Linked DNA regions of Mus musculus: region 2 is linked to region 1. The links are chromatin loops, found by intact Hi-C in ENCODE. Cell type or tissue: heart. All regions are shown on one strand. Links, peaks and the distances in the headings refer to the core of each region. The heading gives the core; the rest is flanking DNA.

Region 1 (5,529 bases), core at 220-5,219:
AGACCACACGGACAGTGGACTGTGGCGAGTCTGGAGCATACCAGTGTTTGGAAGCCATTTTCTGCAATGTGGTTGTTTTCTTCTTCATCTCATTCCTAAAGTCCCTGCTTGGACTCCAGGTCAGAAGAGCTGGCCCTCAGCTTTTCCCTAACATTCTCTACCACTGTACTTCTTTTTAAATTTCTGTGTGGACTTCAAAACTCACCAGTTAAGTGAGTGTCCAATATTGACAATTAATCCTGGGCAGAATAAAGAAAGAAACAGACAGCTGGTGCAAGGCAGCTCTGGGCCTTCAGTGTCCTGTACTGGGGAGGCAGATGCCTCCGAGTATCAGGAGTTCAGGGCAGTCTCAGCTACTTAATAAATCTGAAACCAGCCTGGGTTACAAGAAAAAACACTTCTCAAAACAACAGACAAAAGAATCCCTGGAAGGCAGACCTTTCTGTTTGTAAATGATGCTTTGTCCTTCAGTACGGAGGGGCTGGATGAGAGTAAACAATACAGTAGGTCTGGAGTTGATCCTGGACCACAGACAGATGTTTGATCGAACAAAATCTGAGATCAGTCCTGGGCTACAGAAGCTAGCCTCAGCTATAGTGCAAGACAATGTCTCAGAAAGAAAAGAGAAGAGAAGATAGGAGGGGAGGGGAGGGGAGAAAACAGGCAGTGAGCCATTTGTTGATCCTTTGGCACAGATACATCTGTGAATGTCTGAACTGTGATAAATTATATATATTTGTCATATTTTTCTTTTACATGTTCAGTGCTTTCTGAGCTACATATCATTCTGTAATATTCATTTTCATTGTAAGGGTAATTGTTATTATCTTATTTACTTTAATTTTGTAGTAATGGCAATCTAACGCAGGGCCAGGTACGCCCTCTGTCATTGAAGCAGGTCCTCAGCCTAAGTGGTCCTTTACACGGTCAGTCTTCCAGCACACACTGCATAAGCTTGAATGCTCCAGGGTGGGGAGAAAGCTTCATAAAATCCAATTCTCTGTAGAATTCGGTGAGCCTTATTGAAGAAGGGAGATTGGATTTTTATAGAGTCTAGCATAATCAGAAAATACATCTTAGAACCTCAGAAGTAGGAAAAGGAATTGAAAATAAAACATGAATGTCTGAATGTTTTGGAGTTTGATGCTTTTTGCAGTTATTCTGTGCAAAATCTACAAGAAAAGACTCAAAGACATCAAGTTTTAAGATGACTTTTTTTTTTTCAATTACCTGTAGTCAGTTTGTTAGTTTTGTTACTTACAGCCTTTTAAAAATTAGTACCTCAAAAATAAAATAAAACATTAGTACCTCGCTATACATCAGAGTCATTTAGTCAATGCCTCATCCCAAACTCAAGCATTGCAAGTGTGCACTATCATTACTGATAAGTTTAAAGTTCATAAATTATTATCACTTCTTCTCGGTGTGTAGTACAAAGGAGCACACCTCAGCTAGTCTAGACTCTGCATCTCTAATCTCATGATCGCAAAACCAAAGCTCTGTAGTGTCTCAGGAATTATTGGAAAGTTTTTCTCTAATTATATCATTTTTCCATGTACATATTCCAACACAAGGCTGTTCGGTTTCTCAGCAAAGTTTAATAGGCGGGATGTGTTCCAACTCATAAGATGTGAAGGAAAACGCTCCAGTTCAATTAGTGTGAATATCAAGTGAGACTAATAAGAACAAGGCAAAAAAAAAGAAAAGAAGAAAAGGCCCCGCTGGGATTTGAACCCAGGATCTCCTGTTTACTAGACAGGCGCTTTAACCAGCTAAGCCACGGAGCCAGAACTGGAGAAGGGTGTAGTTATATGTTATTTGAATACGATAAAACACGTTTGTAAGGGTCAGCAATTCTGGAAATTAGCTTAGATATTAAAAAGATCAGAAATACTAATCACAACCAAAGAACTTTCTCTTAAAATGGCTGCATATCGTAGCTGGATTGAAGGAGCGACCTTCCGTTGGCAAAGGCCTTTTGCGGAAGCCAGAGGAAAGAATCTTGTCTCATCCATCGCAGCGTCAAAGCCGCACCTGCGGCTGTGTAGTTCCAAGTGAGAGCCGCATCTTTGGAAGTCTCAAGCGGAGCAAAGAAAGCCCTTTCTTAGGCGCGGTTCATCTGGTTTAAGGAAAAACAAAACAAAAACTCAAAAAAAATTTGAATGATACAGCACTTCTTGAGGCTGAATCCCAAACAAGATAAGTCAGTGCGATTACTTACTTCAAAAATTAAAGGTCAAAGAAGAGAGAAAGAATGGAAGGGAGGGAGGGAGGGAGGGGGGGAGGGAGGGAGGGAGGAGGGAGGAAGCAAAGAAGAGAAAAAGCAAGCAAATAAGCAAGCCAGCCAGCCAGCTAGCCAGCCAGCCTGTCTGAGATCTTTTATAAGAAGTAAGGAAAGCCAACGCTGGCGACCTGGCCGGTTAGCTCAGTTGGTTAGAGCGTGGTGCTAATAACGCCAAGGTCGCGGGTTCGATCCCCGTACGGGCCAGTAAACTGCTTAGATTTTACAACTGGAAATGTAGGACTCTGTCCTCTACAGTTCTATTCTCTCTATAAACACAGTTCATCCCACCAAACCTTATTAAGATACCGGAACTTGAATGAAGTGAAGTTGTTCACTCACCACTTTTGTCAAATATCATTATAAAGCCTTTCAGATCACTTTGTCTGTCTTTCTCTAGCTGGAATTTCCACATCACTCATTGCCTATTTGTACTCATTACTGGCACCTGGCTTTTCTTCACTTCCACTAGACCTGGACATGGTATGTTTGTTCCGTTATTGTTCTAGAATGCTCTCCTATCTGATAGCTCCAAACCTTGAGCATCACCAGTAAGCATCATCCCTTTTCCTTATTTTTGCTTTCATCTTCATATCAGCGAGAGTAATAATTTATTCCTTGAGAATTGAAGCTCTGGGCAATTCTCATGTTTTAACTGTTAGATCTTAAGTGCTGGCATATAATAGATAGAGTCCATATGTTTTTTGCTGTATGAAGGACAATAGGCACATATGCAGGCAAAACACCCATAAAAATAAAAATAAAATAAAATAAAATAAAAAAGGTTGAAATCCTCAGTATATTTTATCCCTGTAGGAAGTAAAAACATTCAGCGAAGAAATGTAAATACATCTACGAAGTAATGCATGGTTGCATTGGAATCATATCTAAAACCAAGCTGCCAGTCATGGTCATTTGTATTCACACAGCAGGGAAACAGTTTGACAGTGGGCTGGGTAAGTTTGCAACCTTGTACTGGTTAGTTTTTGTCAACTTGACACTAACTGTAATCACTTTATAAAAAGGAACCTCGGTTAAGGAATTGCCTCCATTAGATTGGTCTGTAGGTGCAGCAGATTGATTTATGATTAATGTAGGAGGGCCATGCTCACTGTGGGCAATGCCTTCTTGGACAGGTGGCTCTAGGCTGTATAAGAAAGCTGGCGGAGTACAAAGAATTGAAGCAAGCCAGAAAGCAGCATGCCTCTATGGTCTTTGCTCTAGGTCCTGGCAGGTTCCTATTTTGAATTCCGGAGCCATCTTTCCTCAAGTATGATCTATATATAATCTGTAAGGTGAGAACAAGCCCTTTTCTCCTTCAAGTTGTTTTTGTTCATGGTGTTTTATCACAGCAACAAAAGCAAACTTGAGTCTCAGGGTTAAATTTCCCTAGGATGGAGGATTAGCAGATAAACCTGTGTATTAGTCAGGGGTTTCTAGAGTCACAGAATGTTAGGAATTGGTCCTAATGCTTTGTCTTCCAAAGAGCCGAGCTTCCAGACCTGAGGGTACCTGCCCCCAGCTGGCTTTGATTGGTAATAAAGAATTGCTGTACAGCCATTGACTGGGCAGGGAGGAGGGCAAGAGACAGGGGCAGAGGGAGGGAAGAGGAATCACCATGACTGGGAGGAAGAAGGATCAGATTTAAGAGCTTCAGGAGAGAAAGCATCCATCAATGCAGGTGGAAAGGGAATGTGGCCCTGTGTGTGTGTAATCCCCAGAAGGTAACAGGGCAGCAGAGATGAACTATAGAGTTTAGAAGGTGTAATGTCAGGAATACTGGAGGGAAATGTATGCTAGCAGTGGAGAGGATTAGAATTGTTCAGCCATTGAGCTAGTCAAGGCATATCAAATTAGCTGGAATTTGTGTATCTCATTCGTGAATCCAGAGGACTCGAATGATTGGCTGGAAATGAGACCAGGAGCCTAAAGCAGATTAACTCATTTACTGCTACAACAGAATTTATGGAATGTCTCTATATATTAAAGGAAATTATTGAAATGACTTACAATCTAGAGTCCAACTAACCCAACAATGGGCAACTGTGAATAGGAAGTCCAATAAATCTAGTCCCAGGAGGCTAGATATTTCAGCTGGTTTTCTGTATAAGCTGGAATCCGGAAGAAGTCGGTTCCAACAGATGTGCTAGCAAGTAACTGCAAGCAGGCAAAGAAGCATGAACCTGGACCTAAACTGTTCTTGGAATTTGCTTTGTCCCAGGCTAGCCTTGAACTCAGAGATCTGCTAACTTCTGTCTCATGGGATTAAAGGTGTGTACCACCTCTATGCCTCAAGATCTGGATCACAGCTGTGCCCTCCATTTCTGGAGTGTAGTTCCTTCTAGACATAGTAAAGTTTACAATTGGGAATAACAATCACAGGTTGTAATGCCAGCTTTTAAGATAGAGATAGAATGGCCTTCAGTCTCAGAATTGACATGTGCTACAATGTTGTCTGTCTTTTTTTCTTTTTAATCCTCACTCCAGTGCTGGAGAACCTGTTGACTGACAGCAGGCTTGGTCAGTTCAGCCACTGTTTGTTGAGTGCCCTCTAAGTTTCTTACCGGTGCTCTGCTGGTCTGACATGGAGAGGATTCCAGGAATCCCTGCACAGTCCAGAGACAGAGGCAGAAGAAGGCACTCAAATCAATGGCTGAACCAGACTTGCAGAGAAACAGGTTGTCACTCTAAGTCAGGTCATGGAAAGAAACTGCAGTGATGTGTTTTGAGGAAGAAGAAACCAAAAGAACTGGAGATCCCCTATAGATGACAGCTCTGCCAATAATGAGTCGTTGACAGAACTATAAGAAAAAAAAAATGCCAGTTAGGGCTGTGGTTGTTTTGTTCACAGTTGCAACAGGCAACTAATAGAGTAAGTGCCACACAACAGCAAGATCACAATCCATCCTCAAAATACTGCCTAGGTCCTGGCAGGGATGGATCTGTGAGGGGCCACTGGTCATCTTTTCCTGGGTCTACACACAGCAGTCGGCATCCACAGTGGGGCAGGTTCAGACTGCCCTTACAGGGAGACTTAGGAAGAATTCTTCCTGGTGTGGAAGCCATTTCAGAGGCTTCTGAGCCAGCATCACACAATGCAAGAGGAAGCCTGGCTAGTGACCAAGACCGGAAAATTGCCTTGCTATAAATAGCACTGTGATAAACTGTCTTGTATGACAACATGTTTCTAAAGGTGGCTTCTAGACCTGTGTGTGTCCCTGAAACACTTCCAGGGAGTCCACAGGGAA
Region 2 (5,529 bases), core at 168-5,167, 1.6 Mb before region 1:
CAAATAAGACCTTTAAACATTGAAAAACGAAGGGAGTTTTTTATAGATTAAAAACAAAAGAACAGAGTGTGTGGACAGAGCATACAGTCATTTGGGCTAAAACCATTCTGGACAGACAGAATGGACTTTTAGAGATGCCCTAGGTTTTGTTTCTATTTCTGATTGTGGGATGACTTGGAGGCACCAGATTTTGCTTCATTACTGGAAATCCAATAAAAGTGCATGCCTTTTTTTTTCTTGGCTGGCTGGAGACAGAGTCTCAGGGAGAAAGGTGCTTGGATTGTTTGCTAAGTACTGACCAGAAGATGAGCTTAACCTTGGCCTTTTTTGTTCCCACCTGCTCAGTGCAGGAATTGTAACCATGTCTCCTGTGACTTTGTGTTGGTGACATACTTCAATGTCATTGATTTCTTTTTGAAATATTTTCTTTTTCTTTTTTCTTCATATATAATATATATAATAGTATCATTCTGCGATGGAGTGGAAAATCACCAAATTACCTTCTGAGTCTGTGTACAAAATCTGATGACAAAGAGCCCTATTTTTGAGGAGGAAGTGTTAAGTAGGCTTCCATTAAAGCTTAGATGTAAAAAAACAGACACCCGTGCATGCACATTAAGGGTTGTTGAAACTATATGCACCAAAACTAGCTTTCTAATCTCATCATGTACAGTCTTAAATCAAGCAATTAAATTCTGTTCAACAGCCCTTGATTTATTTACAGTGCACGAGAATAGAGATGCCTTTTCAAAAACATAGAAAGACTGAAACACACATATGAAAACCATCTTTGCCTAGAAAGTAACCAAATAAGTACCAGAATTGACATATTCTCATAAAGGCAACATGCAGAGACACACAGTGAGACCTCCTGTTGCAATCTTGTTTGGGAAATATTTGGGGTCGGAGGTTAAACAACCTACAGGGAGACAATAAAAAATATCAAAGGATGCCATGACCATGTTCCTCTTTCCTTTCCTTTTAGCATTATTTTTCTTCTAAATCCATCAAAGTGTTATTTAGAGTTTTAGTGTTTGTATCAGAACTACCATATTATTTTCTAGAGGGCACGGGGAACTCTGTTTTCTTTACTATTTTATTCCTTGAGCATTCATCAATATTGGTTGAATGAATGAGAGCGTGAATAGAAAGGTGACATAGGGACATCTCTTACCACCGTTTTTTTGTTTGTTTGTTTGTTTGTTTGTTTTGTTTTGTTTTTGAGGGGGGGAGAGGATCAAAAACAAACCTAAAAGGAATAGAAATAAAAGAATATCTAAAATCTATTATCCTAAACCAAACCTAAGCCAGGAGGGCAGTACAATTTTAAGCCTCGAAATAATGTAAGTAGTTGCCCCACCCAAGGGCTTACGTGTACAGGGCCAGTGGCGCAATGGATAACGCGTCTGACTACGGATCAGAAGATTCCAGGTTCGACTCCTGGCTGGCTCGGAATGTACAGGTCTTTTTGTTTGACTTCCTGGAAATTCAATGAAGAAAATCCATTCATGTCTGAGTTTGTCTGGAACAAAAAGATCACTCTTACTGTCGTTGTGTTTTGAGACTTTTTCATTCTGTAACCAGTCTGTTCGAATTCATAGCAAGCCTTTTGCCACAACTTGCCGCAGTTCATCACTTCTTTGTAGAGCAAATTCCACACCGGTCCATACGATGGCGTCACCAGCGTATATGCGGAGCTGTTATCCCTAGGTCAGGATGACTCACCAGTCCATATTGGCTGTAGGATGATTTTGAAGTAACCCCTTAAGCCATTAAAATCTAATTAGAGCGATTAATTTTAGAAACAAGGGCAATTTGGAAGAAATTACAGAATTGTGTCTTAGTCTTTCCTATTCAGACGTTTGTACAATGATAATGTAGTTTCAGGTCCCAATTATGAGTTCCTAGGTTTGTGTTTAGTCCTGCTTCTTAGATTTAAACACGGTTTAATCATATTACCATACACAGAGAGCAACAGAAGCAAATCATATTGAGAGAATTGCGGAATACGAAGGGCCGCATCCAGCGAGTTTCCGTAGTGTAGTGGTTATCACGTTCGCCTCACACGCGAAAGGTCCCCGGTTCGAAACCGGGCGGAAACAGTTTGGTACTTATTTTATACCGTGAAATATAATTCTATGTTATTTTCATTAGTTACATTCTGTTTCGCTTCCAGAGTGCAGCTTGAAGCGTGATTTCCCACAATTGATCCTATCCCTCTTTCAGGGAATTGAGGATTCTCATCCCTCTCCCAAGAGCGGCCGGAAGCGTATCCGAGGCTCCTTCCGGTCCCCGCTCGCTCGGCTCCGTGGTCCTCAACCCGGAGTCGCTCTAGGTGAGAGCCTGACGGCCTCCGCGTGATGGCCTCCGCCCTCCGCAGCGGGGACCGGAAAAGAAGCCCGGGCTTTTCCACAAATGTTCTCGTGAAGGCGGAATCTGGAAAAGGCGGTCGCCCGCCCTACTACCGGGAGGACGGGGAAGAGCGAGCTGAGGGGCGGTTTGGCTGGGATGCCCAGAGCTCGGCCGCGTTCATCCCTGCAGGTTTCGGGCCGAGGGTAGTCTGAAGGACCCGATCTCTTTTCACGTCGTCCTCACCTAACCAAAAAGAAAGGCAGCCTGGAGGAGTGGCTCACACCAGTAACCGTTGGCATTTGGGAGGCTGTGGCCGGAGGATTGCTGTGAGTGCAAGGCAGAGTGTTTTAGACAGAGTGAAACAAAACAAACCAAAAAATGAGGGTAGATTCCCCAAGTTAAGGAATAAATAGGACCTCGAGGAGGTGCAGAGTTCCCAGGGATAGAGAAAGATTAGGACGACCTCCCATCAGGGGAGCAAAACTGGTAACACGCTGCCTTGCACACATTTGGTGGAGATTGGGAAGGAAGGAGTGTCGGAGAAGATGGGATTTAGTCCATGGGCACCCGAGCCAGACAGATTTGCTGCGAAACCAAAACCAAAGCAAAACAAAACGGTCAAGACCTCAAAATTCGCCTAATCACAAATATCTTTGCCTGATAATAACAGCTCTTACACAATTTTAATAATTGCTTTAACCCGAAATATGATCAGGTTAAATGGACCCAGGTTCGCTATAATCAGTAATAGAATACAATAATCAATAAAGAATACAAATTGACAGCCTGAATCTAAACCTTTAAAACAACTCCAGGAAATATAATTTTACCTTATGAATTATTAACTACTTTTCTTATCGCAGTGACAATATACCTGTGAAGAAGCAACTTAATGGAAAGAGAATTTATTTGACTCTTAGTTTGGGGTATAGGCCCTTAGGCCTCCAAGGCCTGGGGATAGGTGTAGCTCACAGTTTTGACTGTAGAAACTTATTCATATCTGAGAGGATTAGGAAGGGGGGTTTAATTTCTTAATATTTTATTTAATATACACAGGTTACTAACTTTAGTATAATTTTATTTCTAAATGTCAAACGTGCCAGTTCCTTGGTGTCTTACGTGTTTTGTGTCTTGTTAAAGAGCTCTTCTCAGGAGTGGTGTGAGACAGGCAGAAGCATCTATGACTGGCAAGCTAACTGCCAAATACTATTCCCACCACACATACGAGGAGAGCAAACAGAGATATCAAGAATGGTAAAGCAACGAAGGCTTAACCACAGAGGAGAGCTGAGTGGCTGTCTGCTAATCACCGGAAAAAAGGCTCACCAGACCAAAAAGAAAAAAGAAAAGGGCCCCTGAAAAGAAGGGAGAAAGGCTAACCAGAGGAAGAAGGGGGAAGAGAAAAACAAGTGCTGGAACAATCCTGTCAAACCCAGGACACTTCCACAGTTCAGTCCTAGGAAGAGAGCGACAGACACTGCAGATGCCAAGTAAAATGGTGTGTGCTGTTAGTGACCCTGCTGTTAAAATATATATATGTGTGCGTGTGTATGTATGTATATGTATATATATGTATGTATATATATGTATATATATATTATTTATTTTATGTATGTACACTGTTGCTATCTTTAGACACATCAGAAGAGGCCACTGGGTCCCCCTTACAGACAATCGTGAGCCATGTGGTTGCTGGGAATCGAGCTCAGATGTCTGGTAGATCAGTCAGTGCTCTTTACGGCTGAGCCATGTCTCCAGACCCCTAAAATAACTGTTTTTTAAAATCATTTTTTTCTTAAATTGTAAAATTTTATTTCTTTTTGAAGTTACATTATTCATACATAAGGACACTTGATTTGGGAGTGGGGTGGGGGATCACTGAGTGTATTTCAGAAGATGAATTGAAATGATGGAAATGGGGTCTTTCTGTCTGGATTTTTTAATGATCGCTGGTTCCCAAGAAAGGTTCTCAGATATTCATTCACACTTTAGGAACTTTGGCAGAGAATCATTACAGAACAGGAGCAGAACTTCACAGGCATGACTGCCTCAAGTAACAATAATTGGGTTTTCTATGAAAGCTTCCTGCTTTCCTTGCACCAGTCATTCTGTGGAGAATCGTGTCAGTTCATTTTTTTGTCTGGGTTGCTCTTGAAAAGCTCTTATATGGTTTGTGAGACACATTCACTTCTGTGACTTCCTTTTCACAGCAGCAACAAAACCCATTGTTGACTTCTACAGTGAAGTTTTGGAGAAAGTTGCTTGGAAACTGTGTTACAAAGTGTTGCCCACTGCCCCCACATCCTACCGTGAATATCTGTATTGTTGAAGATGGGGGGAATATTTTATATTCAGAATTTAAAGATAATCTTTACTGCCCTGTAAGTTTAGAGTTTCGCTTTTCCCACTTACATTTAGTCTGCCCTGAACTGAGTTTTATGAAAAGAAGGAGATAGACATCAATTAAAGCTGCTCGCTTTAAGAGTAAAATAGTCATAGCACCATTTACTCGAGTCCATCTTTCTCCCCAGCCTGTATTCTGGCTCTTTCCTAGTCTAGGTTCTGTGTGAGTGTGGGGCTCTGTTCCCATCTTCTTAGTGGTCCATTTGCCTAACCTTGTGGCACTGTTATCTAATGACCTCAGCAATAGAAATGGTTGTAACAATACAAAAACAAGATGTCTCTGCCTTGTGTCATAGTGTTAGCCAATCTCACTACGAGCTTTTTCTTCTTCATAAATGTTTTGGCAATTCCAGTCATTTGTTCTTCCATGACATTTCTAGAATAATACATGTTGAAATTTTTATTGGACTTGTATTGAGTTTATAGATTAATTTGGTAGGTTATATAATTTTTATAATGCGGAGTCTTTCAGTCCATAAACATGAAGTACTTCTATAATTTTTTTCTATGAATATATTTGAATAATATTTCCAGAGACTTTTTATTATTTAACGTTGTTATACTTGGTGTATTTATAGTTACTGTGTCCTAGTGGGTGGGGCTGCTGGTTGCTTCTGTCTTGAAGCAGAAAGGGTGTTTGGAGGTCATTAAGAGCCAATGAGGAAGCCCTTGGAGGATGGGGTGTTCTGAAAGGAGGGATGTAATTTACTGGGGTCACAATAATTGTCAGCAGAAGAAAAGGTGTGGCTGCCAAGCATAAAGTGTTTTCCCTTC

What was found. Peaks named below come from ENCODE experiments on the same cell type or tissue, not always from the same donor. Only the 100,000 strongest peaks of a DNase experiment are listed, where the experiment ranks them.
Region 2: it touches region 1 in a loop (3-fold over the local background); 5 of 42 quality-filtered maps call a loop at or near these places.

Annotation. Positions count from the first base shown.
Region 1 is chr13:21,852,279-21,857,807 of GRCm38, reverse strand. n-TIaat11 (a tRNA gene) reads left to right here and starts at 2,415; the gene lies at 2,415-2,488. n-TTagt4 (a tRNA gene) reads right to left here and starts at 1,787; the gene lies at 1,714-1,787. In heart, for the core only: no CTCF peak of the experiment used is centred there; a DNase peak (open chromatin) is centred at 2,457; H3K4me3 peaks cover 1,459 bases; H3K27ac peaks cover 929 bases.
Region 2 is chr13:23,442,715-23,448,243 of GRCm38, reverse strand. Gm46404 (a long non-coding RNA gene) reads left to right here and starts at 2,273. Exons shown (of 2, transcript XR_001780873.2): 1 at 2,273-2,678; 2 at 3,493-5,529. n-TVcac9 (a tRNA gene) reads left to right here and starts at 2,030; the gene lies at 2,030-2,102. n-TRacg5 (a tRNA gene) reads left to right here and starts at 1,380; the gene lies at 1,380-1,452. In heart, for the core only: no CTCF peak of the experiment used is centred there; DNase peaks (open chromatin) are centred at 1,423 and 2,403; H3K4me3 peaks cover 2,719 bases; H3K27ac peaks cover 1,519 bases.